Linked DNA regions of Homo sapiens: region 2 is linked to region 1. The links are chromatin loops, found by intact Hi-C in ENCODE. Cell type or tissue: IMR-90. All regions are shown on one strand. Links, peaks and the distances in the headings refer to the core of each region. The heading gives the core; the rest is flanking DNA.

Region 1 (15,700 bases), core at 3,822-11,821:
GCTGGAGAGAGACAAGAACAAAGACAGGAGAGCCTGGAGGATATTTAGGAAAACACACGTCCTCGGGTGCCCGGCCGAGGGGCCCACCACAGCCTCCGCTCGCCCAGCCTGTGTATGCAGAGAGGGTCCTGCCAGTGGCCCTGCCGCAGCCTGGCTCTAAGACCTTTGCCTCTGTCAGGCCCAGCCAGGCTCTGAGTCTGCCCTCCTGGCCCCTGGTTCACCGGATCAGGCCCAGCCCCGACCCCCAGCCCATGCCAGGCCGCTTCTCTCTCCACGGGCTCCCTGGCTCGGGGGCCATCACTGTGCAAAGGCCTGGTGGGCGCAAAGGGGGCCGGCCCCTCAACCTCAGTAATAAACACGCTCGCACGGCCCTGCACACTCGTTATACTCACACCCACACAGGCATACTTTCGCCCTTCTAGGCTCACGCATGTGCTTGCACACAAATCACTTTGGAATGCACACACGTGCACACACACACTCCCTGAGACCCGCACGTACTCCCTGCGGCGCCCGGCACACTCCTCCGCCCGTCGTCCCCACTCGGGAAGTGGGTAGCGGGGAGCCATGCCCGCGTCCCCGCACGCACTCACCCCAACAACGCCACCAGACGCTCCGGGGTGCACACGCACACCCGCCGGGGACGCGCACACCCCGGGACACGCGGACACGCCGCCCCCGCCCGCCCGGCCGCCGACACGCTCAGCCCCGCGCGGCCACACTCGCGCCCGCCTCCCGCTCTCCCCCGCGGAGCCGTGGGCGCGCGCCCGCCCTCGGCCCGGCTGGGGGTGACGGCCCCGCCGCCCGGCCCCCGCCCTTCTCCGGGCCGCGGGGCCCCACCGGCCCGGCCCCAGCCCCAGGCGACTCACCGGCGCGCGGGCGGGCTCGGCTGCCGCTGGGGGACCGGTGCGCTGGCCCGCGGGCGGCTGGAGCGGTGCGTCCCACACGAGTTTGCGGCGCAGCGGCCGCACGCCCGTCAGCTCGGTTCCGCCGCCGCCGCCACCGCCTGCGCGGGCCCGCGCGCCCGCGCGCCCGCCCCTCCCCGCCGCGGGGCCGCGCCGCCCCCAGCGCTCGTGCGCGCTGCCGCCACGCAAGCTTGAGGGGCGGGGGGCGCCCCGGCGGCGTCCTTCCTGGGCCTGGACCCCTCGACTCCGCCGAGTTCTGCGGCCGATCCGCTCGGCCGAGGAACCCCTTCCCCATTTCAGAGATGGGAAGACTGAGGCCCAGACTCACAGGGCGCAGGCCGGCGTCTCCCCATCTTCTCCGGCTCTAGACTTATGATGAGGGTCTGCAGTCAGCCAACCCTTGGACTCCTGTGCGTCTTCGGATTCCCCATCGCCTAGCATTGCTCCTACCACAGCCCTAGTCATACTGAAATTGGCACAGTAACAAGCACTTATTGTGCACCAGCTGAATGCAGGCACTGAAGTAGGCTCCAAGAGTATTCCGATGAGGGGAAGGCCCTGCCCCCTGCCCTCAAAGTGCCAGCGACTCTTCATCTGGAGCTCCCACTTCCTGTGGCCCCCGGGGGACCAGCAAGAGCCAATGTGCAGAGGTTTCTGGAAGTAGTAAAAGTCCCCACTAAAGAATGTTGAACGCCCCCTCTAGAAGTCAGAGCCTCCCTGAGACCCAAGCAGCTCAGTTCTCACTTCACCTCCTCCCCGCACCGAGAGCGGCCGCTCCTGGCTGGGCTGTTTCCACCCCTGCTGCCTCCCCTCCACATTCAAAACTGTGCTGCACCCCAGGAGGGCTGGAGCCAGGGACACTGACTGCCTGCTTGGGCGCAGCACTGTACTGGGCACAGGGTGAATGCCCGTCTGGCTTCTGTTTGCCAAATGAGTGGAAGTGCTTCAACTGGCCGTGATCTGTAATAATGACACCAACGGAGCGTCCACCACGTGTGCCAACGTTACCCTTGTGCCCATTTTACAGATGGGCTTTGAGGCTTAGAAATGAAATTTCAGGCTGGGTGCGGTGGCTCACACCTGTAATCCCAGTACTATGGGAGGCTGAGGTGGGAGGATGCCTTGAGGCTGGGAGTTTGAGGCCAGCCTGGGCAATATAGCAAAACCCCATGTCTACAGAAAAATGTAAGAATTAGCTGGGTGTGGTAGTGCCTGCCTGCAGTCCCAGCTACTCGGGACGCTGAGGCGGGAGGGTCTCTTGAGCATAGGAGTTAGCAGCTGCAGTGAGCTATGATCGCACCACTGCACTCCAACCTGGACAACAACAATAAAAAGCAAATTCTTTTGTTCAAAGTCACCCAGATGGTAAGTGGTTGAGCTGGAAAGTGCACGGCAGATTGTCTAATTCCAGTGCCTGTGTGGCCAATCACTAGGCAGCCCTGCCTCAGGAACAGCATAGCCCTGGGCTTCTGGAACAAGAGGGCAGACGAGGCAGCAGCTGGCCCACAGGAGCGGGCCTGGTCCCAGCTCTTGTGGATGAAAATGCAGACATCACAAACCAATGGGGAGGAAATGGATTGTTCTGCAAATTGTTTAGCCGTTTAGCTGGAGATCTGTTTACAGCCTTGCCTCCCATGATATACACCACAATAAATGTCAGACAGATTGAAAAGTTAAATAGAAGAAATAAACACTGCAACAAATAATAGAAAGAAATCGAAGTTCTGAGACAGCGTATTGCAGTGTTACTAGAGGATTTGTGATACTGGCCATATTCATGCAGCAAACATTAGTTCAGTCATTGGTTCACCCGACACATCTATGAGCACCTTCCATGGGCCAGGTACTTTTCTAGGCACTGGGATAAAGGAGTGAACAAAATATGGCCCTTTCTTGGGGCTTCAGTCAAGGGGGAGGGATGGGGTGGGAGGAAGACACTGAATATCTGCCATTTCAAGGATAAGAAGTTTGGGCCGGGCGCGGTGGCTCACGCCTGTAATCCCAGCACTTTGGGAGGCCGACGCAGGCGGATCACAAGGTCAGGAGATCGAGACCATCCTGGATAACACGGTGAAACCCTGTCTCTACTAAAAATACAAAAAAATAGCCGGGCATGGTGGCAGGCGCCTGTAGTCCCAGCTACTTGGGAGGCTGAGGCAGGAGAATGGCGTGAACCCGGGAGGCGAAGTTTGCAGTGAGCCGAGATCGCGCCACTACACTCCAGCCTCAGTGACAGAGCGAGACTCTGTCTCCAAAAAAAAAAAAAAAAGAAGTTTGGTGGAGAAATAACTCGGAAGGGTAGGAGGACCCAGGGGTGCTTTTTTATAGGGGGTGCTGGAAGAAGGCCTTTCTGATGAGGTGACATCTGAGCAGAGGCCTGAATGAGGGAGTGGGAGAAGTCAGTAGGGGCCCACTGTGTGGAGGGCAGGTCCCATGTTCTGGCAGCTATTCAGTTAAGCTACAGAGCAAGAACCAGAAACTCCCTTTTGAAGGAAACTTTGAGAGCCGCACCAGGCCACTGGGAGGAAAGGACTGCCCCCACCCCCAACACACAATATCTATGTAAGACTTTACTGCTTGCAAAGCCCTTCCCCAGCTTCACAGAACCCGTATGACAGATACTTGTGATGTCCTCATTTTCCAGTTAGGAAACCGAGGCTCAGAGAGGTCAAGCAATCTGTCCCAGGTCACACAGCCAATGATAATCAACAGAGGTAGGTCTGGCTGCAGGCAGGCTGAGTGTTAGGGGAATAAAGAAGCCTTGTCCTGGGATACAGGAGTGAACAAAAATCTAGCTCTGACTCTCTTGGGGCTTCAGCCAAGGTGGGAGAGTGGGATGGGAGGAAGACACTGTGAATGTCTGGCATTTCAAAGATAAGAAGTTTGGTGGAGACCAGGCGCAGTGGCTCACCCTGTAATCCCAGCACTTTGGGAGGCCGAGGTGGTGGATCACCTGAGGTCAGGACTTTAAGACCAGCCTGGCCAACATGGCGAAACCCCATCTCTACTAAAAATAAAAAAATTAGCTGGGCATGGTGGCACGTGCCTATAATCCCAGCTGCTCGGGAGGCTGAGGCTGGAGAATTGCTTGACCCCAGGAGGCTGAGGTTGCAGCGAACTGAGATCATGTCACTGCATTCCAGCCTGGACAACAGAGCAAGACTCTGTTTCAAAAAAAAAAAAAAAAAGTTTGATGGAGAAATAAAGCAGGGATAGGTAGGAGGACCCAGGAGTGCTTTTGCATTGGGGGTCCCCCTCCCCCTTGGATGGGAGCAGGGTAGGGGAGGCCCATGCACCCCATTTTCCTGGCCTTCCTCCTCCTCCATCCCTCATGGCCACTTCTTTCCCTCTGTCCTGGGCCCTGTGCAGATGGTCCCAGCTCCTGGTGACACTATGGGGCAAATATCAGGGTTAGCCTGCTCAGAGATTCTTGAATTCCCTGCAGTACTCTGATACACTGACGAGGGCACAGTAGAGTGATAAGGTACAATGCAAGCTGAATCCCACTCAACTTTTGTTTTTAACTCAAAGGAGTTTTTAGGGAGTCCCAAAATGAGTCATCGTGAAGCAGTGCTTTGCAAAATGACACCCAGAATTAGGATGAGCGTCTCCCTGCACACGTTGCCTCACACTTCTGCCCACCGAGGCGTTGTTCAACTGGTCTGGGAGAAAGTCTGTCTCCGTTCACCCCCAAAGAGTTTCAGGATTCAGTATGTGTTGTTTCATTATTTCTCTGCACGAAGGGAAGAGAAACTACCGCTTGCCGGGCACCTTCTCTGCATCTGGCTCTGTAAGAGACAGTTAATTCTTATAGCATCCCTTGAGATAGGGGTCATGATTTATGTTTTATAGATGAAGAAACTGAGGCTCAGAAAATAGCCAGGATTTGAATCCAGGTTAACTCAAGTCCTTTATTGTTGTTAGTATTGGGGGAGGGGGTAATGGGGGAGAGAGGAGAGGCAAGAAGAACTTAGAATCAGGCCATGTTCCTTTGAAGTTCCTTTGTTACAAAATATCTTCTTGCCATCTTCCCGGTAATGGGATTTTTTGTAGGGGGTGAGTTCCAATTTTCCCAGAAGGATTCATTCGCTCTTGTCATCCGGGTGCGATTATTGACAGCAACCCCTTTCCCTCTGCAAGTGTCTTGCTTTGGATGATCAACTTTAGGGTCACCTTGGGTGTCTGCAAAGGCCACTGCGTTGGGGGATTCATTTTTTACATTATACAAAATGGGGGTGTCTTGTCTGCTGGGCTCTTCGCCACATACTGATGTCTGGGTGTCCCACCAAGAACTTCCAGGAGAGTTTAAGCAGTTAAGTCACATTTTTAGGAGCAGCAAACCCTGCTGGCTGCAGAAGGAGTTGGGACCCTCTCCACCTCCTCCCCAGCCCTGCCACCACTCCCTGTGTGACCCCGGGCCACTTCCTGCCTAGCACAATGTGGGGATGGGTCTCCAAGAGTCCTGTCAACCTTGACCTTCTAAGATTTCCTGTTACTTGATGACCCGGGGGAATTTCGGTCAGGATAGGGATGTAGGAGTCATCACATCATCATATGGCTCACTTTATAAAGTAGCTGGCTCATTTTTTGTTATTTAACTTAAAAAATGTTTAATTTGTTGCTTGAATAGATAATACTTGCCCACAGTTCAAAATTCAAAAGGCACAGAAGGGGACAAAGTGAAAAGTGTCCTTTCTACCCCTACCTCCCAGCCACCTGGTTCTTATCCCTGGAGGGAGCCAACGTTGCCGAATATATGCTGTCCTAGACAGTGTGTTTTGTGTGGGTGTGTATATATGTATGCACGTATATATGGTCGTGTGTATGTGAATGTATATGTATTTCTTCTTATTTTTTGCTCATATAATAGCATACAATCTACACTATTGTGTATCTTATGTTTTCTTCACTTCTTGGAGACCATTTCCTGTTGGCTCCAGAAAAACTGCTTCCTTTTATATGACTGCATAGTATTCCAAACGATTTGCATTTAATTCACATAGAGGCTGGGCGAGGTGGCTCACGCCTGTAATCCCAGCACGTTGAGAGGCCAGGGTGGGTGGATCACCTGAGGTCAGGAGTTCAAGACCAGCCTGGCCAACATAGTGAAACCTTGTCTCTACTAAAAATACAAAAATTAGCTGGGGGTGGTGGCGGGCAGCTGTAATCGCAGCTACTCGGGAGGCTGAGACAGAAGAATCGCTTGAACCCAGGAGGCAGAGGTTGCAGTGAGCCCGAGACTGCACCATTGCACTCCAGCCTGGGCGACAGAGTGAGAGTCTGTCTCACACACACACACAAAAATTCCACATACAGCAAGCATCTGCTCTGTTTAATCCGCATAGAGCAAACACTCTGTGTACTGTTCTAAGTATTGTGGGAGAGAACAGAAGTTTCAGCCATGGCCCCTGCCCTCAAGATTTTATGGTCTGGTTGGGGACAGGAACATTGGAGAGGAAGAGAAGAGTACTCTCTCCACGGGTCCCCATGCCTGTATATGAGGTTAGCTTTGGAGCTAATTTTTAAAACTCTCTGCTCCAGGCATCTGTAGAGTTGTTTTAAGAGTCCAGACATAGGTTCTTTTGAGACTTGAAAACTCAGTCTGCCTCTTCTCTGCAGTTCAAGTTCCTGCCATCCATTTCCCCACTGTGGGCCTCAGTTTCCTCATCTGTCAAAGGGGGGCAGGCAGCCTCTCTTGCAGGATTGGGGTAGTCGCCTGAGATTGTACTCCTGAAAATGCTCAGTGAAGAGTTGGAGGCTGTGCTCCAAGGCTAGAGGATCTGGGAAGAATGAGGTGGGGCTTGGAGGAATACTTTAAGTGCAGTGTGTCATCGGCTCTTCCTGCCGCAGGGAAGCGTCGGCTCTTCCTGCCGCAGGGAAGCATTTTGTCTTTCATGCGTTGCTGATCTTGTGACAGGCCTGCTAACTGGTTATCTCCTCCTGCCTTTGGCAGTGACTGCTGCCAACTCTGAGTCCTCGCCCGACACGGTTGGAGACCCCACTCCCCAGGTGGTTTCTGGAATGTGGAAAAAAAAGAAGTTATCAAGGATTATCATTCCCACCCTCACTTTACAGATGGGACTTGCTCAAGGCCACACAGCCATCAAGAGGCAGAAATGTACTCTCTGATTTCCCACCTCCCCGCACCTCCCTGAACTTCCCTCTACCACCCGCTCTAATATCTGCTGTTTCAACTAGCAGACTCAAATCCTACGGCCTGCAGGGAGCACCATGAACTGCATATGAACTGCATTTCCTGTCTGTTCCCTTACCTGATACTCTCAACTGCACTTTGAGGTAGAGATTGTTGCCCATTGTACAGATGAGGATACAGACTCAGAGACCACGAATACTAAAATCACAAAGGAGTTGGTGCGATGTCAGTCGCCCAAAGAAACTGTCAAAATCATTGTGCTCCTCAGGAAGAGAGTAGGAGTTTCTGGCTGCTGAGAGGCAACAGACATGGCAATGGGGTATTGGGGGAATGTGATTTTGGCCTTTGAAGGTGTTTTGCAAGCTCACAGTACACTGGGACTCTATCCCCGCTTGCTTTCTGGCACCTGTTCTCTCCTGATGCTGAGTTGAATAGGCCGATCTGTTGCTGGCTTCGTCTCTCTCCTCCCATGAAGCAGGAGTGTTGATGGATATGCCTTGGCTTCCAGCAGCTGCCCAGAGCCTGGCACAGGAAAGACCTAGGATTCATGGTGTGACCAGTGAGCCATATGATGGTGTGATGTTTCTTGCATCCCAATTTTTACTGAAATTCCCCAGGGTCATCGGGTAACAGGAAATCTTAGAAGGTCAAGGTTGACAGGACTCTTGGAGACCCATCCCCACATTGTGCTAGGCAGGAAGTGGCCCGGGGTCACACAGGGAGTGGTGGCAGGGCTGGGGAGGAGGTGGAGAGGGTCCCAACTCCTTCTGCAGCCAGCAGGGTTTGCTGCTCCTAAAAATGTGACTTAACTGCTTAAACTCTCCTGGAAGTTCTTGGCGGGACACCCAGACATCAGTATGTGGCAAAGAGCCCAGCAGACAAGACACCCCCATTTTGTATAATGTAAAAAATGAATCCCCCAACGCAGTGGCCTTTGCAGACACCCAAGGTGACCCTAAAGTTGATCATCCAAAGCAAGACACTTGCAGAGGGAAAGGGGTTGCTGTCAATAATCGCACCTGGATGACAAGAGCGAATGAATCCTTCTGGGAAAACTGGAACTCTCTCCCAACAAAGAATCACCTGTGCCTGCAGGATGGTCCTGGGTGATGCCTACTGTCCTGGCATAATTAATAATAGTACCCCCTGGCTGGGTGCGGTGGCTCACACCTGTAATCCCAGGACTTTGGGAGGCCAAGTCAGGTGGATCACCTGAGGTTAGGAGTTCAAGACCAGCCTGGCCAACAAGGTGAAACCCCGTCTCTACTAAAAATACAAAAATTATCTGGGCGTGGTGGCACGTGCCTGTCATCCCAGCTACTCGGGAGGCTGAGGCAGGAGAATCGCTTGAACCCGGGAGGCAGAGGTCACAGTGAACTGAGATCATGCCACGGCACTCCAGCCTGGGTGACAGAGCGAGACTCCATCTCAAAAAAAAAAAAAAAACCCAAAACGACAAACAAACAAAAAAAACAGTGCCCCTTTTCACACTCACAAGTGGCCCGGATCAGATAATAAATCATATGGCCACCCTGAATTTCATGTCACATGAAACAATTACAGGCAGGTGACTAAATACAGGAACAAACAGCCTCTCACTCATTCAGGCACTGAGTCCTGCATGTAGGTAGCACCAGCACCAGCTCTCTGATGTGAGTATCCATGTCTCAGGTGAGAAAACATGCACAGGAGAAAACTGATGCTCAGAGAGATTAACCAGTTTGTCTCAAACACACTTTGTTGTTTTGTTTTGTTTGTTTGTTTTTTGAGACAGGGTCTCACTCTATTGCCAGGCTGGAGTGCAGTGGCGTGATCATAGCTCACTGCAGCCTCAACCTCTCAGGCTCAAGCAATCCTCCCACTTCAGCCTCCCAAGTAGCTGGGACTACAGGCATGTACCAGCACACCCAGCTAATTTTTTTTTTTAAGACAGAGTCTTGCTCTGTTGTCCAGGCTGGAGTGCAGTGGCATGATCTTGGCTCACTGCAACCTCTGCCTCCCGGGTTCAAGCGATCCTCCTGCCTCAGCCTCCCAAGTAGCTGGGATTACAGGTGTGTGCCACCACACGCAGCCAATTTTTGTATTTTTAGTAGAAACAGGTTTTGCTACGTTGGCCAGGCTGGTCTCAAACTCCCAACCTCAGGTGATCCACCCGCTTCTGCCTCCCAAAGTCTGCGATTACAGATGTGAGCACCACGCCCAGTATATTTTGGTATATTTTGTAGAGATGAGGCTTCGCCATGTTGCCAGGCTGGTCTCTAACTCCTGAGCTCAAGCAATCCACCTACCTCAGCCTCCCAAAGTGTTGGGATTACAGGCATGAGCCACTGCACCTGGCTTGAGCACACTTTGTAGCAGGATGTCTGACAGGCTCAGAATCTGTGTTCCTATTTTCCCTGTGCTACCAAGCATGACGGGATAGGGGAATAAATGAACTGAGTCCACTGGGTCCCACCCTGGCCACATTTCTTCTCCAGGTGTCCAGGTAACCCCTTGGCTTTGGAGATGAGTGAGGGGGCCCAGACACCCTTCCTGAAACTCCTGGCTGATGTGGCTGGAGTGAGTCTCTCTTGTGAGCTCGAGGCCTCCTCTGCATGCCCAGTAGGGCTGGCTGCTCTCAGAGCAGATGGAGGCAAGAGGCCCCTTGGATTTGGGGCCGATGACATCATCTGTCCATCAACCCCAAATCCCAAATGTGAAGCAACTGTTCTGAAGGAAGAGGCAGGCATTTGGTTGTGGGTTTCTCAGCCCTGGCCCTGGTTGGCTGGGAATGGGTGTAATTTTTCCAGGCATCAGGACACGCCAGGCTTGTCTTGGGGGGTGGAGTGGGGAAAAGGAACCAGAGGAGAAACCTGGCAAAACAGGTATGGGAGCGGGTAGGAAGAGGGCAGGGGCAGGGAATCAGAGAAGATTCTTCAAGAAGGGGCTTGCCAGGGTCTGGGTACTGCTACTCCCTCCCCTCAGCCCCAAACCTGCCCTCCATACCAGGACTGTAAGTGGCCAGGGTCTAACCCATCATCAAGAAAGAAAATTAGGGCTGGCATGGTGGCTTATGGCTGAAATCCCATTGCTCTGGGGAGCCGAGGTGGGAGGGTGGCTTGTGGCCAGGAGTTTGAGACCAGCCTAGGCAACATATTAAGGCCCCATCTCTACAAAAAAAAAAAAAAGAGAGAAAAACAAAAGAAAAAAATAAATTAGCTGTGCATAGTGGCACGTGCCCGTGGTTCCAGCTACTCGGGAGGCTGAGGTATGGGGATCACTTGAGCTTAGGAGTTTGAGGTGGCGGTGAGCTATGATTTCGCCTCTGCTCTCCAGCCTGGGCGACACAGTGAGACCCTGTTTCAAAAAAAAAGAAAGTCCCCTTCCACCATTCAAATGGTATTCTGAGGGACCTGGTTGGGGGTTGTGCTTGCTGTTTTGGGGTGATTCCCCTGAAACAGGATGAGTGGCTAGAGAGGCACACTGGAGGAAAGGCAGTAAATGTGGGGCTCCGGAGCCCTCAAAGAAGGAGGCATGTGTGAGCTGCATGGCTCAAAGCTGCAGACTTCAGGATCGAGACGAGTTGCTCAGGCAGGCCCCTGGGATAGGTGGCCATTTGGCCATATACATTCTGCCTGCAGCCTGTGGCCAAATACCACAACCACTGCTCTGCAGTCAGCACCCCCAGAACTGGACTGAGGCCAGGGAGTCTTGGCAGAGCCCCAGCCTTGGAGCCAATCAGACCAGGGTTCAAAGCTTGGCTCTGCCACCTTCTAGCACTATGGCCTTGAACAAGTCACTTTACTTCTCAGAGCCTTGGAGCCTCATTAGGAAACTGTAGGTGTTAACATCTTTCTCACCAGGTTACAGTTCTGTATGGGAAGACACTGAACCAGCATGTGGCTGAAATAATATCAATACCAATTGTTCATCAAGCTCAGAGCCTAGCACTTCACATTTTCCATACGTCATCTCATTTCATTATTCCAACAAGCCTATGAGGCGAGTGTCAGGGTTATCCTTTATAGATACATAGATAGCTGGGAATTTGCCTCAGTTTCCCCACCACACACACAGAAAAAGTTCAGAGAGGTAAAGTGACTCGCCCAAGGTCACACAGTTGGGACGTAGGAAAGCTGCAATTCATAGCAGACATGCAGATACATTTGGCTAGCACAGCAAGCCCCAGAGTCACTTATTTATTTATTTATTTATTTATTTATTTTTTGAGACAGAGTCTTGATCTGTTGCCCAGGCTAGAGTGCAATGGTGTGATCTCAGCTCACTGCAACCTCTGCCTCAGGGTCAAGTGATTCTTATGCCTCAGCCTCCCACGTAGCTGAGATTAGAGGTGTGAGCCACCACATCCGGCTAATTTTTGTATTTTTGGTAGAGGCGGGATTTCGCCATGTTGCCTAGGCTGGTCTTGAACTCCTAGCCTCAAGTGATCTGTCCACCTTAGCCTCCCAAAGTGCTTGGATTACAGGCAGGTGTGAGCCACCCTGTCCCACCTCCAACATTAATGTTAAAATAGAGATCATTAAGACTGACAAAACAGACTCTTAGTAACAACAAAATACCAAATTATAGGCCGAGTATCGTGGCTCACGCCTGTAATCCCAGCACTTTGGGAGGTCAAGGTGGGTAGATCACTTGAGGTCAGGAGTTTGAGGCCAGCCTGGCCAACATGGTAAAATTCCATTTCTACTCAAACTACAAAAAGTAGCTGGGTGTGGTGGCACGTGCCTGTAGTCCCAGCTACTTGGGAAGCTGAGGCAGGAGAATTGCTTGAACCAGGAGGCGGAGGTTGCAGTGAGCCAAGATTATGCCACTGCACTCCAGCCTGGGCAAAAGAGTGAGACCCTATTAAAAAAAAAATTATAAACAAGACTTAAGGCCATCCCAGGCTCGGGTTAAGTCAAATACCCTACAGTTAAAAAATAAACTGTGTTTTAACTGCCACAAGCTTTGTCTTTTTCTCTGACAACTAAACAAACACCGGCCTCAAAATAACATTAATATTAAAACAATTGCAATTCATCCAACTCACAAATACTGACTTACTGGTCCACCAACCACAACTACAACTTTCACTAGACAAGAGACTAACTTCAGTAACTTTCTCCTGATAAAAAGACCACCGACTGTAGACGGGCCCTGGTAGGTTTATGGAGATGGTACACTTGTGTGCCTTGTGTCCCGAAAAGACCTTTTGACTTATAGGGCCTAATTATAATACATTTAACTGTTAAGTCTCCATCCCGAAATGAACATGGGTCCTATGTTACATACCTGTTTGTTCAATTCACATGTGTCATGACCACCTTCATAAATATTCTTTTGTAACCTGTTAAATATATGTGTTTTTAGGCAACCTGTTTAGCATCAAGCATCTACCCCAACCCCTCCTCCTTCGAAGTAACAGTCTCTGGTCTTATCCAAAGACACATTTCCCTGCTTGTGGGATGGCCCCTTTGCAGGCTGTAACTCTTTATAAGAAACAAAGTCTCCTCTCCTTTTCCAAATTTATACATTGTAATTTTTTTTTTTTGGTTGACTACCATAATGATCCCCTCTATCACTTCTTACCACTGAAAAATTCCATATCATAGGCCAGGCACGGTGGCTTACACCTGTAATCCCAGCATTTTGGGAGGTCGAGGTGGGCGGATCACGAGGTCAGGAGATCGAGACCATCCTGGCTAACACGGTGAAACCCCGTCTCTACTAAAAATACAAAAAATTAGCTGGGCATGGTGGCGGGCGCCTGTAGTCCCAGCTACTCCAGAGGCTGAGGCAGGAGAATGGCATGAACCTGGGAGGTGGAGCTTGCAGTGAGCCGAGATCGTACCACTGCACCCCAGCCTGGGTGACAGAGCAAGACTCCGTCTCAAAAAATAAATAAATAAAATAAAAATTCCACACTATAGGCTTTTATGTATTTATTTATTTTTATTTATTTTGAGATACTCTCACTCCATCACCCAGGCTGCAGTGCACTGGCACAATCTCAGCTCACTGATCCATCTCTTGGGTTCAAGTGATTCTCTTGCTTCAGCCTCCCTAGTGGCTGGAATTACAGGCATGCACCACCACACTCAGCTAATTTTTGTAGTTTTAGTAGAGACGAGGTTTCGCCATGTTGGCCAGGCTGGTCTCAAACTGCTGGCCTCAAGTGATCCACCCGCCTTGGCCTCCCAAACTGTTGGTATGACAGGCGTGAGCCACCGTGCTCGGCCATATAGGCCTTTATTTAAAAAAAAAAAAACTGTCACTTGAGGTCAGGAGTTCAAGACCAGCCTGGCCAATATGGTGAAACCCCATCTCCACTGAAAAAAATATATATGTACAAAAATTAGCTGGGTGTGGTGGCACATGCTTGTAATCCCAGCTACTTGGGAGGCCGAGGAAGGAGAATCACTTGAATCTGGGAGGTGGAGGTTGCAGTAAGCTGAGATTGTACCACTGCACTCCAGCCTGGGCAGCAGAGACTCCATCTTAAAAACAGATAAATAAATAAATAAAATAAATACAAAATAAAAAATAAAATCCTTCATTTGTAGAGTTTGCTGATTTCTGTGGTGTAAAATACTCCTACCATGGCTGGTATAAAGCTCCCAAAAACAACTCCCAAATATTTAATAAGCAGCTCTTATTTAGTAATCAGCTCCTGCCCACCAATGCACACCAGTTCTAGCATACCACTCACTGGTCCTATCTATCCCCCTCTCAGGCTCCATAAAGGAATGACCCTGGTCTCAGAGCCTTAAGATTCCATTTTCCTTTGCTGGGGAGAAGGAAGGCTGCCTGCACTGAGCACTCACTGCGTGCCAGGAATGAGGCTGCTGCATCCCAACCTGGGACCTCTTTGAATATTTACAACAACCCGTCAGTGAAGGTATTATGATCTCCACTTAATAGATGAGGAAACTGAGGCTCAAAAAAGTAGCATAGGCCAGGCACGGTGGCTCACACCTCTAATCTCAGCACTTTGGGAGACCGAGGCGGGTGGATCGCCTGAGGCCAGGAGTTTGAGACCAGCCTGGCCAACATGGCAAAACCCCGTCCCTATTAAAAATACAACAATTAGCTGGACACGGTGGCGGGTGCCTGTAATCCCAGCTACTTGCGAAGCTGAGGCAGGAGAACAACTTGAACCTGGGAAGCGGAGGTTGCCATGAGCCGAGGTTTTGCCACTGCCCTCCAGTCTGGGCAACAGAGTGAGACTCCATCAAAAATAAATAAATAAATAAATAATAAAAATTAAAAAGTGACTTTGACTGGGCGTGGTGGCTCACACCTGTAATCCCAGCACTTTGGGAGGAGGCTGAGGTGGGAGAATTGCTTGAGCCCAGGGGTTTGAGACCAGCCTGGGCAACATAATGAGGCCCCATCTCTACGAAAAACATAAAAATCAGCCAGGCATGGGGGTGCACACCTATAGTTCCTGCTACTCGGGAGGCTGAGGTGGAAGGATTGCTTGAGCCCAGGAGGTAGAGGCTGCAGTGAGCTGTGATCATGCCACTGCACTCCAGCCTCGGTGACAGAACAAGACCTTGTCTCAGAAAAATACCACAAAGAACAACAACAGCAAAGTAATGTCTGCTAGCCAAGGTGGCCCAGAAAGTAAATGTCAGAGTCAGGACTCGAGGCCAGGTCTGTCTGATAAGACCCTTTGCACTGAAGCACTCTGCCTCAGGAGATCTAGGGCTGATACAAGCAAGTTTTGTCTTCTTTCTGAACCTCGATTTCCCCATCCATAGGGAAAAGAATTGGACAAATTAATTTCTAAAGATCCTTTTGGGCCTAGTGAGCCATAATTTTAAGACTGCAAGAGTGTAGTGAAGTGGGGACGGGCTTACATCAATGGAATGAATAAAATCCCCAAGGGAAGAATTTCACTAGTTAACCAGGGAGAAGGGTGCAGGAGTGGCGATGCTTCCAACTGTACGTGGCCATATACACTTGGGAGGTGATGTGATACTGTGAAACCAGCCTGGGTTTGAACCTCTACTTCATGGCTGTGTGGCCAGGATTCTTTTTTTTTTTTTTTTTTTGAGACGGAGTCTTGCTCTGTCGCCCAGGCCGGAGTGCAATGGCACGATCTTGGCTCATTGCAACCTCCGCCTCCCGGGTTCAAGGGATTCTCCTGCCTCAGCCTCCTGAGTAGCTGGGATTACAGACGCCCGCCATCACTCCCAGCTAATTTTGTATTTTTAGTAGAGACAGGGTTTCACCATGTTGGCCAGGCTGGTCTCAAACTCCCTACCTCAGGTGATCAGGGCCTGAGAGGGGGATAGATAGGACCAGTGGTATGCTAGAGCTGGGGTACATTGGCTGGCAGGAGCTGATTATTAAATAAGAGCTGCTTATTAAATATTTGGGAGTTGCAAGGCAGTTGTTGGGAGCCATTACTTAATCCTAGTTCACCTCTCTGTTTTTGGTTCTGCTAGTAGTCTGCCCTATTGTTCTAGAAGCCTAAAGGGACAGTAAAGGGTCCCAGTATGAAAACCTTTGTACCTGGTGTATGTGACAAAAGATCTTCCACCTTTACAAACTATCGTGCCATCTTTCCTTTTCCATCTCCCTAAGTGGGTTTGGCAAGAGCCAGTGCTTTTTGCTCCCTGGTCTAGAAGTCCCATAAGCTGAAAGGGGAGGGGGA
Region 2 (15,700 bases), core at 5,179-13,178, 200 kb after region 1:
CGACCCTGCCCAAGCTCTCCTCCCACTGACTCAGCTGTCAGCTGCCAGAATCAGGAAAGTCTGTACTCAAAAAGCTTTGGCTAATTTGTGTCTATTGTCGTAATTATAGTTAGCTAAACAAACAAAAAGTAATGAAATCTGACTGCAAAAGAAAGTAATGTTTTGAGAAAAACTAAATCTAATGCTTTGGAAATATGCAATAAAGACGCATTGCTAAAAATAAATCTGTTGATTTAGTTTTGGGAGAGATTTGGGGTGGGAGGGGGATAATAACAATGTAGAATTCCAGATTCAAACTGCTTTGCCAGTGTCCTCGCATTCCACTTACAAATCATTTTAAAAAGGACTGAAAATCGTCAGCAAGGCCAATGGGTACAGTCAAAACAAACAAGGCAGAACTCCAGCCAGAAGACCTGAACTCAAAGCAGCAGCTTTGGCCTACACAGATTGTTTCATGTTATATCAAACAGTTAAGGTATTTGTGAATCTATTTTTAAGATTCTCTCTTTTTTTTTTTTTTTTTTTGAGATGGACTCTTGCTCTGTCGCCCAGGCTGGAGTGCAGTGGTGCGATCTCTGCTCACTGCAACCTCTGCCTCCTGGGTTCAAGCGATTCTCCCACCTCAGCCTCCCGGGTAGCTAGGATTACAGGCATCTGCCACCAGGCCGGGCTAATTTTTGTATTTTTAGTAGAGATGGGGTTTCACCATGTTGGCCAGGCTGGTCTTGAACTCCTGACCTCAAGTGATCCTCTCACCTCAGCCTCCCAAAGTGATGGGATTACAGGCGTGAGCCATGCACCCTGCTACCTTTTCTGCCAACCTTTTGATTACCTGACCAAGGACTTGGAACCAATCAGGTTCGCTGAGAGGTTTCTAGTGGGTCATTACGCCCTATTTATTTACTTATTTATTTATTTATTTATTTATTCATTTACTTATTTATTTTGATATGGAGTCTCATTCTGTCTCCAAGGCTGGAGTGCAGTGTCACAATCTTGGCTCATTGCAACCTCTGCCTTCCAGATTCAAGTGATTCTCCTGCCTCAGCCTCCTGAGTAGCTGGGATTACAGGCATGGGCCACCACACCCAGCTAATTTTTTTTGTAATTTTTAGTAGAGATGGGGTCATTTCAGCCCAGAAATGACCCCACCTCACCTGCCCTCCTGGCCCAGGAGGGCAAGAGGTGGTCACCCCTGCCAGATCCTAAGGAGGGGCCCATGTTGGCCAGGATGGTCTCAAACTCCTGACCTCAGATGACAGCCACCTTGGCCTCCCAAAGTGCTGGGATTACAGGCGTGAGCCACTGTGCCGGGCCTCATTATTCCCATTTTACAGATGAGAATAAGGCTGAGAGAGACCAAGTGTCTTGGCCAAGGTCACATAGCTGAGAAGTCCTGGTGTCGAACCCCGGCCTGGGTGGCTCCTGAGCCAGGGTCTTCCTGCCCCAGTAGTGGCCACTAATAGTGCATTTATGAGTGTGAGCCTGAGACTGAGTGTGAGGGTGTGCCAGTCATGTGGTGACTGAGAGTGTCTGCGGTGACTGCATGAGAGTATGTATGAGTTTGGGGGTTGGGGGTTGCGTATGAGGCTCCGAAGCCAGTCCTGGTCCCTCCAGCATGGCCGCCATCCCCATGGCCCTATGGCATCTGCTCTGTGTAGAGACAGGTCTAAATAACCCTGTGGGAGGAGCTGCAGAGATCTGGGGTCCAAGGAGGAGGCTTGTGCGTAGACAAGCAGGGGCAGGAAGACCCTGGCTCAGGAGCCACCGAGGCCGGGTTTCAACACCAGGACTTCTTAGCTATGTGATCTTGGACAAGACACTTGGTCTCTCTCAAGTGTGCATAGACAAATAGGGCACAGCCCAGAAATGACCCCACGTCACCTGCCCTCCTGGCCCAAGACAGTAAGAGGTGGTCAGCCTGCCTAAGAGGGGCCCAGCCACATTGGCAATCTCAGACCCTGTTCCCTCCTCAGCCCCCAAAAGGCTGTCCACGTGGGCCCCCCAGACATTTCCATCCTTCCAGGTGGCAGCCTCACCCTTTCCCAGAGGGCAGTGGGTCTGTATTGTGTCTAAGATTCCTGCAATTTGGGGCCCCTGAGTCCTGCAATTCTTCCCTAGAACATGAAGGACCCAGGGCAAATTTGGATGGTGCTTGGGGAAAGGCAGGCAGGCTTGAACTCACCACCGCCCACTTGTGGCCTGGGAGACATGGGCGCTTGTCCTCTCCAAGGCTCAGCCTCCCCATCTGTGAAATGGGAGTGGCAACACTGGCCTTATGAAAGGCAGGAAAGGCTCACACTCAGGGCTACCTGGGTTCAAACCTTCATTCTGACATTTGCTAGCTGTGTGAACTTGTGCAAGTGGCTCACCCTCTCTGTGCTTTAGTTTTTCTCATCCACAAAATGGGGAACTAATAGTATCTACTTCTTAAGGTGCCTATGAGGGTTAAATGAGTTCATATATGTGAAATCCTTAGGAGATGCATGCCCATAGGAGGTGGAAGTGCTCTGTGTGTTTATTACTCTTTCCTTATTATTATTATTTTTTACCTTGCAGGGTTCGAGTGAGCATGACACGGAATGGAATCATCAGTGTCTGATGGAGCCCAGGACATCTTGGCTGCCCCTTCCAGCCTAGGGGAGAAGGGAGGGAAGACACAGTAAGGACAGACCCAGGAACCTCCCAGTCACTGTGCCAGCCTCTACACATGCGTCCCTCCCGCAGGCTCGGTGTCATCGGCTGAGTGTGTGTTTTGCATCTCGTGTCTCCTTTAGTCTAACAGCAGCGTGGGAAGGCAAAGAGGAGCCTCATCCCCATCTTCCAGATGAGGTAACTGAGGGCTTCCAGGGTCTTTCTGCCCCCAGGAGGTTGAAGTGAAAAAGCATTCAAGTCAGAAAGACCCTGAGCGCTCCTCGCTTTGCAGCCCGGGAAGGTTTCCCTCTTCCTTGAGACCGTGGGGTGGGTCTCTGAGCCCTGCTGGAGAAGGGCTTGGAGACTGCATGGAACCTCAGACAGAAAACGTGCTGTGATTGCTGAGCGATGCCTTCCACGGATGCAGGAGCGTGACGTGGCAATGTGTGACTTTGGTCAACCTGTTTCCAGTCATCTGCCTGACCAAGTGCGTGGCTTAGAGACGGGAGCCACTTGCTTATGGTCCCAAAGGAGACAGTGTTCGGCAAGGGAAGACCCTGCCCGGCCCAGCTCTCTCCCCGCCTGACCCTGCATCGTTTCTGCTTTCTTAACTCGGTGCCTCTGCCATCGATGGTCCTGGCTGCTAGGAAGCCAGTCATTCAGAGGGGACTGAGGAGTTGGTCAAGAGGCAGCCCCTGGCCTTGCCTCTGCCCCCATGGCCTCTCACTGTAATATTTGTGTTATCCAGGAAACTCAAGAGCTGCACCAGGAAGAGGTAGGAAGAAAGCAGGCCTTTGGTACACCATCTAGCTGCACTCCTCACCCACGGTCTCCGGGTGCAGACCCAACAAGGCTGCTCCCACCTCGCCCGGGGCAGCACGTGAGTTCATACAGCAGACACCAGCAAGACCGCCAGAGCCAGCAGGAACACGGGAAACACACACAGATGCACACACCCATTGAGCAAATATTGGAAATTCACTTTTGTACACAGATACCTATATGGTCACAGATACATATAGTAACAGAGAATCCAGAGAATAGAGTGTAACAAATGTCCATGCACCCACCACTCGAGTCAATACATGTTAACAATTTGTTAGTTGTGTTTTAGACATTTTTAAATAAAAGAAACAGATGTTGAAGATTTTTTTTTCCTTGAGACAGAACCCCCCGCTGCTGCCCAGGCTGGAGGCTGGCGTGCCATGGTGCAGTCTCAGCTCACTGTAACCTCTGCCTCCCAGGTTCAAGTGATTCTCCTGCCTCAGCCTCCTGAATAGCTGGGACTACAGGCGCACGCCACCACACCTGGCTAATTTTTGTATTTTTAGTAGAGATGGGGTTTCACCATGTTGGCCAGGCTGGTCTCGAACTCCTGACCTCAGGTGATCCGCCCTCCTCAGCCTCCCAAAGTGCTGGAATTACAGACGTGAGCCACCTTGCCCGGCTGAAGATATTTTAATTGAAATCCTTTTCATCCCCCTCCGTTTCATTTCCCTTCTCTACACAGAGGCAGAGCCAGAGGCTGGAGTGCCATAATGCGATCATGGCTCACTGCAGCCTCAATCTCCTGGGCTCAAGAGATCCTTCTGCCTCAGCTTCCCAAATGCTGGGACCACAGGCACATACCACAATGCCTGCTAATTTTTTAATTTTTTGTAGAGACAGGAGTCTCGCTATGTTGCCCAGGCTAAACTTGAACTCCTGGGCTCAAGCAATCCTCCCACCTTCGCCATCCAAAGTGCTGGGATTACAGGCGTGAGCCACTGCACTCAGCCTCTAAGTTCATTAAAACCATAAACAATATATAGTACTGCTATTTGTATGCTTTAAAATTTTAAATAAATAGTGTCTGATATGGTTAGGTTTTGTGTCCTCACCCAAATCTCGGTTTGAAGTGTAATTCCCATAATCCCCACATGTCCAGGGAAAGACCAGGTGGAGATAATTGAATCGTGGGAGTGTTTCCCCCATGTTGTTCTCATGATAGTGAATGAGTGATCATGAGATCCAATGGCTTTATAAGGGGCTCTTCCTGCATCACTCGACACTTCTCCTTCCTGCTGCCTTGTGAAGAAGGTGCCTTGCTTCTCCTGTGCCTTCCGCCATGACTGTAAGTTCCCTGAGGCCTCCCCCAGACATGTGGAACTGTGAGCCAATTAAACCTCTTTCCTTTATAAGTTGCCCAGTCTTGAGTATTTCCTTACAGCAATATGAGAACAGTCAAATACAGTGTCATATTATAACCTTTCAACTTACTTTTGTATTTGTTTCTTAGGGATGCTGTAACAGGTATCACAAACCATGTGGCTTCAAATAACAGAAATTTATCCTGCCCCAGTTCTAGGAGCTAGAAGTCTGAAGGCAAGGTGTCACCAGGGCCATGTGCTCTCTGAGACTCTGGGTAAAATCCTTCCTTGCCTCTTCTGACTTCTGTTGATGGCCAACAATCCTCGTCGTCCCTCGGTCCCTCGGCTTGGAGTTGTGTCACTCCAATTCTTGCCTTTGCCATCACATAGCATTCTCCTCTCTGTGTGTGTCCATGTCTAAACATCTCTCTTCTTATGAGGATATCAGTCATATTGGATTAGGGTCTAATCCAATGACCTCCTCTTCACTTGAATACATCTGACAAGACCCTCTTTCCACATAAGGCCACATTCCTAGGTACCTGGAATTAGGACTTTAACATGCCTTTATAGAGGACACAATTCAACCCATAACACTTTTAAAAATCAAAATTATACTTTTAAATAATTAACCAGATTTCAAATAGGTAACTCAATTACAAAACTCAATATGTAGCTCAATTTAGTTTACTGTATGGTGTTCTACTTTATAAATAGATAACACAAGCCAGGGGCGGTGGCTTACGCCTGTAATCCCAGCACTTTGGGAGGCCAAGGCAAGTGGTTCACCTGAGGTCAGCCTGGCCAACATGGTGAAACCTCCTGTCTACTAAAAATATACAAAAATTAGTTGGGTGTGGTGGTGCATGCCTGTAATCCCAGCTACTTGCGATGCTGAGGCAGGAGAATCACTTGAACCTGGGAGGCAGAGGTTGCTGTGAGCTGAGATGACGCCACTGCACCCTAGCCTGGGCTACAGAGTAAAACTCCATCCCAAAAAAAAAGTAAAAATAAAAATAAATAAATAAATAGGTAACAGATTTATTTAATTCCTCTGCCGACAGACATGTGAGTTATTCCAAGTTTAACGTCCACAATGCTTCCTTGACCAATGTGCTAGGGTTTTAGAGTTCATTCTTAGCAGCAGAACTACTAGTCACATGGTGTGCGTATTTCTGACTTTCATAGGTATCGTCAAATTGTAGTATCTTCGAATGTAGTAGTTCAGCTTTCCCAGCATCTTCACCAACTTAATAGTGTCAAACCTTCCAACTTGTGTGAATCTGAGGGGTATAAAATGGAATCTCTTTGTCGTTTTGTGGGGATTTTTTGTTTGTTTTTTTGAGACAGGGTGTCACTCTATTATCTGGGCTAGAGTGCAGTGGCACGGTCTCGGCTCAGTACAGCCTAAACCTCCTGGGCTCAAGTGATCCTCCCACCTCAGACTCCCAAGCAGCTGAAACTACAGGCATCCACCACCATGTCTGGTTAAAATTTAAAATTTTTTTTTTAATTTTTTTGGAGACAGGGTCTCACTATGTTGCCCAGGCTGGTCTCAAACTCCTGGGCTCAAGTGGTCCTTCCACTTCGGCCTCCCAAAGTGTTGGGCCACCTCGCCTGGCCTCTCTTTGTTGTTTAATCATCAACAAAGAGAGGTTAAGCATCTTTGATTCTTATGCTTATTCACTCTCCCTGTTTCCTTTTTTGTGTTCAGGTCTTCTGCCCATTTTTCTATTGGGTTGTTTGTCTTTTTCTTATCGATTTATAGGCGTTCTTTGTATCTTTTGGATGTTAACCCTATATCTGTAATATATGCTGCAAATGCCTTCCCACAGACTATTGTTGGAATTTTAACTTTGCAGGTAGTTTATCTGTTATACAGAAATATTTGATGCGGCTGAGCTTAAACTTCATATTTTCCTTTATGACGCCTAGCTTTTGTGACTTAAGGGCTCCTTCCCTATCCCAAGACATAGGGAAATTTTCCAACTTTTCTTCTGTAAGCTGTTTTTCACATTTAGGTCATTAATTCATCTCAAGTTTATTTTTGTGTGTGATGTGAGACAGGATCTAAGGTTAATTTTTACATAGGGATAGCTACTTTTCTAAACCCCATTTTTGAATAGTCCATGCTTCCCCTCCACAGATTTGTAATGCCTTTTGATCATACACCAAGGTCCCATATAACTTGGATCAATTTCTGGGTTCCCTTTTCTGTTCCATTATTTGTCTATCGCTGTGTTAACAACCAGGATGTGTTTATTATCAAAGCTTTATCATAAATTAGAACATTGGCTGGGCGTGGTGGTTCATGCCTGTAATCCCCAGCACTTTGGGAGGCTGAGGCGGGTAGATCACCTGAGGTCAGGAGTTCGCAACCAGCCTGGCCAACATGATGAAACCCCCCTCTCTACTAAAAATACAAAAAATTAGCTGGTCTTGGTGGCAGGTGCCTGTAATCCCAGCTACCTGGGAGGCCGAGGCATGAGAATCGCTTGAACCCAGGAGGCGGAGGTTGCAGTGAGCCGGGATCGTGCCATTACACTCCAGCCTGGGCAACAAGAGTGAAAATCTGTCTCAATAAATAAATAAATAAATAACTAAGGATATTGGTTTGGGCAAGACCCCTACCTCATTCTATCTCAGATTGGCCTTCACTATTCTTGCCCTTTTATCCTTCTGTGTTAATTTTAGAATCAGCTTAACAAGTTTGATGACAAATCTTATTGGAATTTTAGTTAATTGCACTGATTTTATGAATCAATCGGGAAAAATTAAAGTACATTTGATGATATTGAGTCTTGTTTTCCATGAATATGATACATACCTTCATTTATTCTTGAGTGTGTGTGTTCTTCAATAATACTTTGTATTTTATCCATAGAGTTGTTACACACATTTTGTTAGTTGATTACTGGGCCCTTACACTTTTCATATCATCTTTCTTTCTGTTACATTTACATTTTCTTTTCTTTTTTTGAGACGGAGTCTTGCTCAGTCGCCCAGGCTGGAGTGCAGTGGCTTGATCTCGGCTCACTGCAACCTCCGCCTCCCAGGCTCACGCCATTCTCTTACCTCAGCCTCCCGAGTAGCTGGGACTACAGGCGCCGGCCACCATGCCTGGCTCCTTTTTTTTTTTTTTTTTTTGTATTTTAGTAGAGACGAGGTTTCACCATGTTAGCCAGGATGGTCTCGATCTCCTGACCTCGTGATCCACCCGCCTCTGCCTCCCAAAGTGCTGGGATTACAGCTGTGAGCCACCGCCCCCAGCTACATTTTCTAATTGGTCATTGCTTGTAGCACACTGTGGATTTTCTAGGTTGATTTCATATCCAGCAACCCTAATTTCTTCACTTTATAGTTCCAGACAGAAGGAGAGGGAGTTTTGAATTTGATGAGTTTGCAGCGTCCCAAGGCAGAATGCAGTGTAGACAAGGGATTTAGAGCATGGACGTTGCCATCTGACAGGTAAACCTGGGTTTGAATCCTGGATCTACCACTTACTAGGTGGATAAGTTACTTAACCTCTCTGAATTAATAAGCATTCCCACCCCCAGGCTATTGTGAGGAGTCAGGGAGACAAAATGCATTCTAGTGCCTAGCATGGTGCATCACACAAAGAAAGTTTAATTGATGCTTGTTCCTGTAATTGCTACTAACTGGCTTCTCCTGCATAGCTGGGGAGATCATTATCCATAGTAAAAGAAATCAATGCCTACTTCTACTCATCATTAAGAAGCTATCTGGAGTTGCCAGTAATCAGCAGCTTGATCATGAATTAACACCCATATTGTCTGCCCATTTGGAGCTCACGTTTAAAACCCATTTGTTTTCTTTGTCTATGCCATTTTAATATACACGGCCTCACAATCAACAAATAAATAGCCTGTCATCAGCCATCGATTTGAGAAACCCTGGAAGACCCCTGCCCATCTATTTGGCCCACTCCCCCTATATCCTGAGCCACCAAGTCAGATCAAACCAAACATACCCTTCAAGTAATTCCTCCAGCTATTTGCTCATGATGTGGAACCAGACAAATGGGCAGACAGAAACTTAACTGTATTTATATTGTCAGTAGATTCACTACACCTTCTAGTGTGTTCTAATCACCTGTTTTCACAGGGCCCAAATCCAATATCTCTGAAGCCCAGTATCCAGAAGAGAACTTGACGGTGGGTGAGGTTGAGAAGGGAGAATGGGAAGGCAGGAGGAATGAATCTGGGCTTTCTAAACCACAGCCAATGGAGGACCAGAGAGAACACTGTAGAAGGATTCTGAGCTGGGCACAGTGGCTCACGCCTGTAATCCCTGCACCTTGGGAGGCCGAGGCAGGCGGATCACCTGAGGTCGGGAGTTCGAGACCAGCCTGGCCAACACGGCAAAACCCCGTCTCTACTAAAAATACAAAAATTAGCTAGGCGTGGTGGCAGTTGCCTGTAATCCCAGCTACTTGGGAGGCTGAGGCAGGGAGAATTACTCGAACCTGTGAGGCGGAGGTTACAGTGAGCCAAGATCACGCCATTGCACTCCAGCCTGGGTGACAGAGCGAGACTCCGTCTCAAAAAAATAAATTAATTAAATAAATAAAAGAATTCTGAAGGCTCACATAATGTTTCAAGCCATGACTAAAGCTCATGCATTTTGTTCATAGAAACTGTCCCTGCCCAAAGCTCCGCCTCCCAGGACTGCCTCCCCAAGGGCCAGAGTAATTGCAACAATAGGATCTGGCTTACAGCAGGCCCTCGGTAAATATTGCTGAAAGCCCACTGCATGCCAACCACTACGAGAAGCCCTTTCTAGACATTAGCGCATTGACTTATCCCAACAAACCACAAAGAGGGTGGACATCCCTACAAGGAAACCACAGCAAAGAAGGGCCAGGGCCAAGATAAGGACTCAGAACCATTCTGTGGTTATTGGTTTAGTTTTTGGGGTTTGTTTTTCCCCCAGATGAATGAATGCTACTGTAGACTGATAAGCATTACTCTAGTTTCAGTGAGTAACTTCACTGGCCCTCTGAGCACTGCCGCTGGGTGGCTGAGTCATTTAAACACACTGCTGAGTGTTTTCACCAGACTGAGAAGTATTTGATTGGGCTGCTAAGTGCTTCTGCTCAGCTGCTAGGCATGGGGGCAAGCCCTGAGCTCATTGGGGGTGATTGGATCACCCGGCTGTGCTCAGGACCCTGGCACTGGTATTTCCCTTGGGGAACCCCACTGGCAGAACAACAGCTTCCCAAACTCTGGGCAGCAGCTGCTCCGGCTTCATGAAAAAAACTGAGCCTGGCTCCCCTTGTCTCCCCCCAGCTCCCAGAGAGCCTGAGGCACAGCTGGGGCAAGGCTGGGGGTGGGAGGAGGCCTCTGGGGCCCTGATCCACAGGGTTCACCCTGGCAGAAGCTTTGGGGCTCAGGGACCATCCCCCCATCCTTAAAACCTTCCAGAGTCGGTATTGCCACAGACCGTAATGTAGGGGCTGAAAGAGGAGGCTCCCAAGCAGATGCCCAAAGACATCAGAGGCTCAGAAGCCACTGAGTCCACCATGCACTAGCCCATTGCACAGGTGGTGAGAGTGAGGTCCCCAGTCAGACTCTTTATAGGAGCACCTATCAGATCTGCCCCTTATGATAGCATCCTGGCAGACCTTACCCTCCCTTCCCTGGGAGGGGCCTGAAAGGGCCCAGGTATAGCCCATTCCCTCCCTGCTCCATGCCCAACTTGACCTTCCCCTCAGGAATCCAAGCCACACACTCCAGAAGCTGCCACTGGGGCCCCAGAGAACTCTGGGCTCACCTCCCAAACAACTTTTTGTATGTACTCCTTTTAAAGTTATAAAAAATCTCTCGTTGATTTTTCCAAGTTTCTCTTATAACAAAAGTACTAAGTACAGGCTTTGTTAAATATACACCTCAGCTATGACCCAGCAATTCCACTCCTGGGTATACACCCAAGATGTGAGTGCCACCAAAAGGCCTGACACACATGTTCATAGCAGACTTGTTCATAATGGCCCAAACTGGCAAACTGGAAACAACCCAAATGCCCATCAATAGGAGACCGGATCAATGTTTCGTGACACATTTCTACAATGGAGAACTACACAGCAGTAAAAAAGGAACAAACCACTGATACGTGCAACACCATGGGTGAATCACACCATTATAATGATGCTATCTTTCTGCTCCTTAGCTCAGCTAGGTCCAGGGTCTTGTCTCATGACCAGGAAGAATTAAGCATGCAGACACCAGAGAGTGAGTGGGGTAGAATTTATTAAGTGAAAGGAAAGCTCTCAGCAAAAAGAGGTGACATGAGGGATGGTTCTCCTACCCGAAGGTGGAAAAGTACCCAGTATGGCTGAGCCCAGGGCTTTTTATGGGATCATAACAGGGAATGCATGCTGACTGGTTTTTGAGTATGCAAAAAAGGTTAAAGCAAAGACACCACTCAAAGGTGGGCATGACATTGTAGAAAACCAATTAGGAAAGGGTAGGTAAAATAGGTGAAGGATTAGGATCAATCAGAGGAAAGCATGCCAAATGGAAGGTGGGTTTTCAATCCGGTCTGAGGATTTACCCAGGACTGTCTGTGGCTGGAAGGTCAGGTGTCACTGGAGACCCACCCCTATCTGCCTAGGCATTTGGCTGCCTCCTGTCACTATCAATAACACGAAGTCAAAACTCCAGGCACAAAAGAGCATTTTACTGTATTATTCCATGTCCACGAAGTTCAAGAACAGGCAAAACTATTTCAAGATGATAAAAGACAGGACCATAGTTACCTCTGAGGGCAGATATAGACCAGGAAAAGGTAAAAAGGGACTTCCTGGGGCACTGGAAATGTCTATACTTTGATGTGGGTGTGATTACATGGGTGTACATACACATGTAAAAAATCATCAAACTATACACTCATAAGTACACTTTGCTGTATGCATGTTATATGCCACTTTCAAACATAATTTTGTAAAGTATATATCAGCCAAAACAAAACAAAACGAAATACAAGCTCGCTGTTAGTCAACAAGTACAGAGGCCTTTAAATAAATTCCAGCTCTCCCCACCCCGAACACCAGCCATTTCTCTCTCTTATTCCTGTGTGTCTATCCCCAGCTGCAACCTGGAGAAACTTCAGGCCCTGAGGAGACACCCTGCTGGGGACCTGCTCCCCCCATCAGCCCTCCCCTGCAAGACTTGCCTATCCTGCTGCTGTGACCCCGCCAGGAGAGTTCCAGGGCCTGTGCCGGGGGCTCTGCTGAGCTTAAAGTCCACTCCGGGTCCTGGGAGATGGACCAGGTGGGTTTTCCTGCCTGGAAGTGGCATCACTCAATTGATGGAGGTGGGTGACTCAAGCTCCTGCTCCCCCGCCCACCCCATCTCCTCATTCACCCCTCTGAGTCCCACTTTTCTGTCCCCCTTTCCTGGGTGGTTTCCTCAGGAGGGCTATTAGGAGGAGGAGCTCCTGGGCTTGGCAGGAGGTTCACGTGACACACGTTGTCAATTCTGCCCATTTACACACCTCCTAGGCCATCCAGAGGAGCATTCAGCCATCAAACAGTGAGCAACTGGGCCTTCAGCCTGTCTCAGTCCTTTCCAGGAACCCTCCAGCTTGGGACAAAGCAGAACCATTCTGGGAGCCCACACCCCAAGTTAAGATCACCCAAGAATCCCAAAGAGATGAGGGGAAAATATGAAAGTGAAAGTGTCCCCTGTCCTGTTTTTATACCTCGCATGACAGGGAGCTCACTCTCTGCTAGGGCTGCCTCCCCGCTCCCTAGTTAGTCCTGACCATGAGAATCCTTTGCTCACACAGAGAGGAAATCCAGAGCTTATGGCTGCACCTCTCGCGTGACCACCTCAGCCAGGTTTGGCCAGGGCTTTTCTGACTTTAGCACTAGAAAGTCCAGTATTCCAGGAAAACCCTCAGTCCTGAGCCAACCAGATCAGGTAGTTCCATTATCCCACCCCTGCACCCACACCTAGCTCCACCCTCTGGGTCACTTAAGAAACATCACCTCGGCCGGGAGCGGTGGCTCACGCCTGTAATCCCAGTGCTTTGGGACGCCGATGCAGGTGGATCACCTGAGGTCAAGAGTTCGAGACCAGCCTGGCAAACATGGTGAAACCCCATCTCTACTAAAATACAAAAATAACCCGGGCATGGTGGCGTGTGCCTGTAGTCCCAGCTACTCAGGAAGGTAAGGCAGGAGAATAGCTTGAACCAGGGAGGCGGAGGCTGCAGTGAGCCGAGATCGCACCACCATCCTCCAGCCTGGCAACAAAACAAGACTCTGTCTAAAAAAAAAAAAAAATCATCATCTCGTCAGGGTTTCGTACACAGCAGAGCAGCTCCCTCGCTGCAATCTATTGAAAGTCAGCCCTTGACACAAGGGTTTGTATTTACCAAAAAAAGAAAAAACATAAAGGAATCACCATCTCAGGGCTCCTCTCCATGGCACTTGGACAGGTGCCATGTCCAAGCCTAGCACCACTTCACTCTCCCAGGCCTCACTGTGTACCATTTGTTCATTCATACATTTACTGTATTTATTTGTTCATTCATACATGTACTGTATTAATGGCTATAAAAGCTAACATTTATAGCCATTCAGAATGGCCTAGAGACTTAAAGTCTCAGCCCTGGAGTCAAACCAACCTGGATTCACTTCCTGGCTGTGTGACCTTGCATATGTTACTTAACCTCTCTGAGATTTCACTTGCTCATCTCAAGTTGGAAACAATACACCTCTACCTCATGGGGGTGTTGTATTAAATGAGACAGTGAGTGGGAAGTGCTTACCCTGGGGCCTGGCACTTACTGAGTACTTGGTAAATGTTAGCTTTTATTTAGTATTCATTCATCCAAAACCACATTGATCATGTATTTACTCTATCGGGGCCCTAGTCCAAGCACACAGAAGTAACCCAGACGTGTCACCCCCATGCCCACACACACACACCAGGATGCTCACAGGCTGGTGTGGAGAGCGGAGGTGAACGCAGGCAATTATATATATATCATCATGAGAAGGGCTTGGAGGAGACAAGGTCAAGGGCAGAACTGCCTGGGAAGCTTCCCAGAGTAGATGCTATTTATCTGGGCCTTGCCTGAGAGAAGCTTGGGGGAAGGGTATTCCATGAAGAGGGACTAGCAAGGGGCAATGGCTAGAATGCCTTATACAACATGGCGCACTCAGGAGGTGAGTGACTAACTCAGTACTGCAGGGTCTGGGTTGCACGTAGAGGAGGCCAGAGAAGGAGATGGCCTAGAAAGTTTAGAAAGAGCTTTTCTTTCTTAATAAAATAGGAAAATGTTTAAACACGATAAAATACTGATTTCAACCCAAAAGCCAGCATCATGCTTAAAGACGAAACACTGAAAGCATTCCCATTATGATCAAGAGTAAGAAAGTGTGTCTGTATTTTTTGTTTTGTTTTGTGGTTGGTTTGTTTGTCTGAGACGGAGTCTCGCTGTCATCGGCCTGAGCTGGAGTGCAATGGCGCGATCTTGGCTCACTGCAAACTCCGCCTCTCGGGTTCCAGCAATTCTCCTGCCTCAGCTTCCCGAGTAGCTGGGATTGCAGGCGCCCACCATCACAACCGGCTAATTTTTGTATTTTTTAGTAGAGATGGGGTTTCACCATGTTGGCCAGGCTGGCCTTGAACTCAAGACCTCAGGTGATCCACCCACCTCGGCCTCCTAAAGTGCTGGGATTACAGGCGTGAGCCACCTTGCCTGGCCATCTGTTATTAACACTATTACTTAACATTGTTCTGACAAAGTACCAGCCTACACAATTAGACAAGGAAAAGAAATGAGAAGTATAAGAATTAGAAAGGAGGGGAAAAATGGGTTATTATTTACAGAATCAACTGAAAAGCCATTATACATAATATAAGAGGCCCGGTATGGTAGCTCATGCCTGTAATCCCGGCACTTTGGGAGGCCAAGATGGAAGGATTGCTTAAGGCCTGGAGTTCAAGACCAGCCTGGGTAGCCGGGTGCAGTGGCTCACACCTGTAATCCCAACACTTTGGGAGGCCAAGGTGGGCGGATCACAAGGAGGATCGAGACCATCCTGGCTAACACAGTGAAACCCCATCTCTACTAAAAATACAAAAAAATTAGCTGGGCGTGGTGGCAGCCGCCTGTAGTCCCAGCTGCTGGGGAGGCTGAGGCAGGAGAATGGCATGAACCCAGGAGGCAGAGCTTGCGGTGAGCCGAGATCACACCACTGAACTCCAGCCTGGGCGACAGAGCGAGACTCCGTCTCAAAAAAAAAAAAAAAAAAAAAAAAGACCAGCCTGGGCAATATAGCAAGACCCTATCTCCACAAACAATTAAAAAATTAGCCAGGCATGGTGGTGTATGCCCGTAGTCCCAGCTACTCAGGAGGCTGAGGCAGGAGGATTGCTTGAGCCCATGAGTTCATGGCTGCGGGGATGACCATGAACATTGCACTGCAGCCTGGGCAACAGAGTGAGACCCTGTCTCAAAATACATAATAATACATAATAATAATACAAAAACTCAGTATGGTGGTTGATTGCAAAATTAATATATTGTAATTAATAGTCCTCATCAAGGTAAAGAACCAGTTAGAAGAGATAGTGAAAGAGAAGTTCCTGTTTATGATAGCAGCCAAAAAGGTAAAATATTTAGAAATCAATGTAACAAAAATAAAATGTATGAGATTTACTGGAAGTGAACATTAATAAATTGCTGAGGGGCACAAATGAAAACTTGAGCATGTAAAATGGTATGCGTGTGTTCTGATAAAAACACCAATCAGATTTTTAAAAATAAGCAAGCCGATAAGTTGATTCTAAACTCCATATAAACAACGAATATGATATAAACAAGGAAAATATAAACAAGAAAATTTTGAAAGAAAAGAGTAATGAGTGGGTACTAGTCTAACACATATTAGAACATAAGAT

The links. Peaks named below come from ENCODE experiments on the same cell type or tissue, not always from the same donor. Only the 100,000 strongest peaks of a DNase experiment are listed, where the experiment ranks them.
Region 2: a loop joins it to region 1, with 3 times the contacts of the local background. A loop is called at or near these places in 2 of 110 quality-filtered maps.

What each region holds. Positions count from the first base shown.
Region 1 is chr9:124,243,255-124,258,954 of GRCh38, reverse strand. NEK6 (NIMA related kinase 6) reads right to left here and starts at 1,006. Exons shown (of 10, transcript NM_014397.6): 1 at 870-1,006. RefSeq lists enhancers at 1-389, 4,135-4,224, 4,255-4,344, 4,355-4,734, 15,403-15,700 and silencers at 427-796, 857-986, 6,471-6,765. In IMR-90, for the core only: a CTCF peak has its summit at 7,070; a DNase peak (open chromatin) is centred at 6,754; H3K27ac peaks cover 573 bases.
Region 2 is chr9:124,048,916-124,064,615 of GRCh38, reverse strand. LOC107987037 (a long non-coding RNA gene) reads right to left here. Exons shown (of 3, transcript XR_001746580.2): 2 at 2,553-2,636. Among named protein-coding and RNA genes, the nearest start is that of LHX2, 45 kb to the right of the region's middle. In IMR-90, for the core only: no CTCF peak of the experiment used is centred there; a DNase peak (open chromatin) is centred at 9,715; H3K27me3 peaks cover 3,844 bases.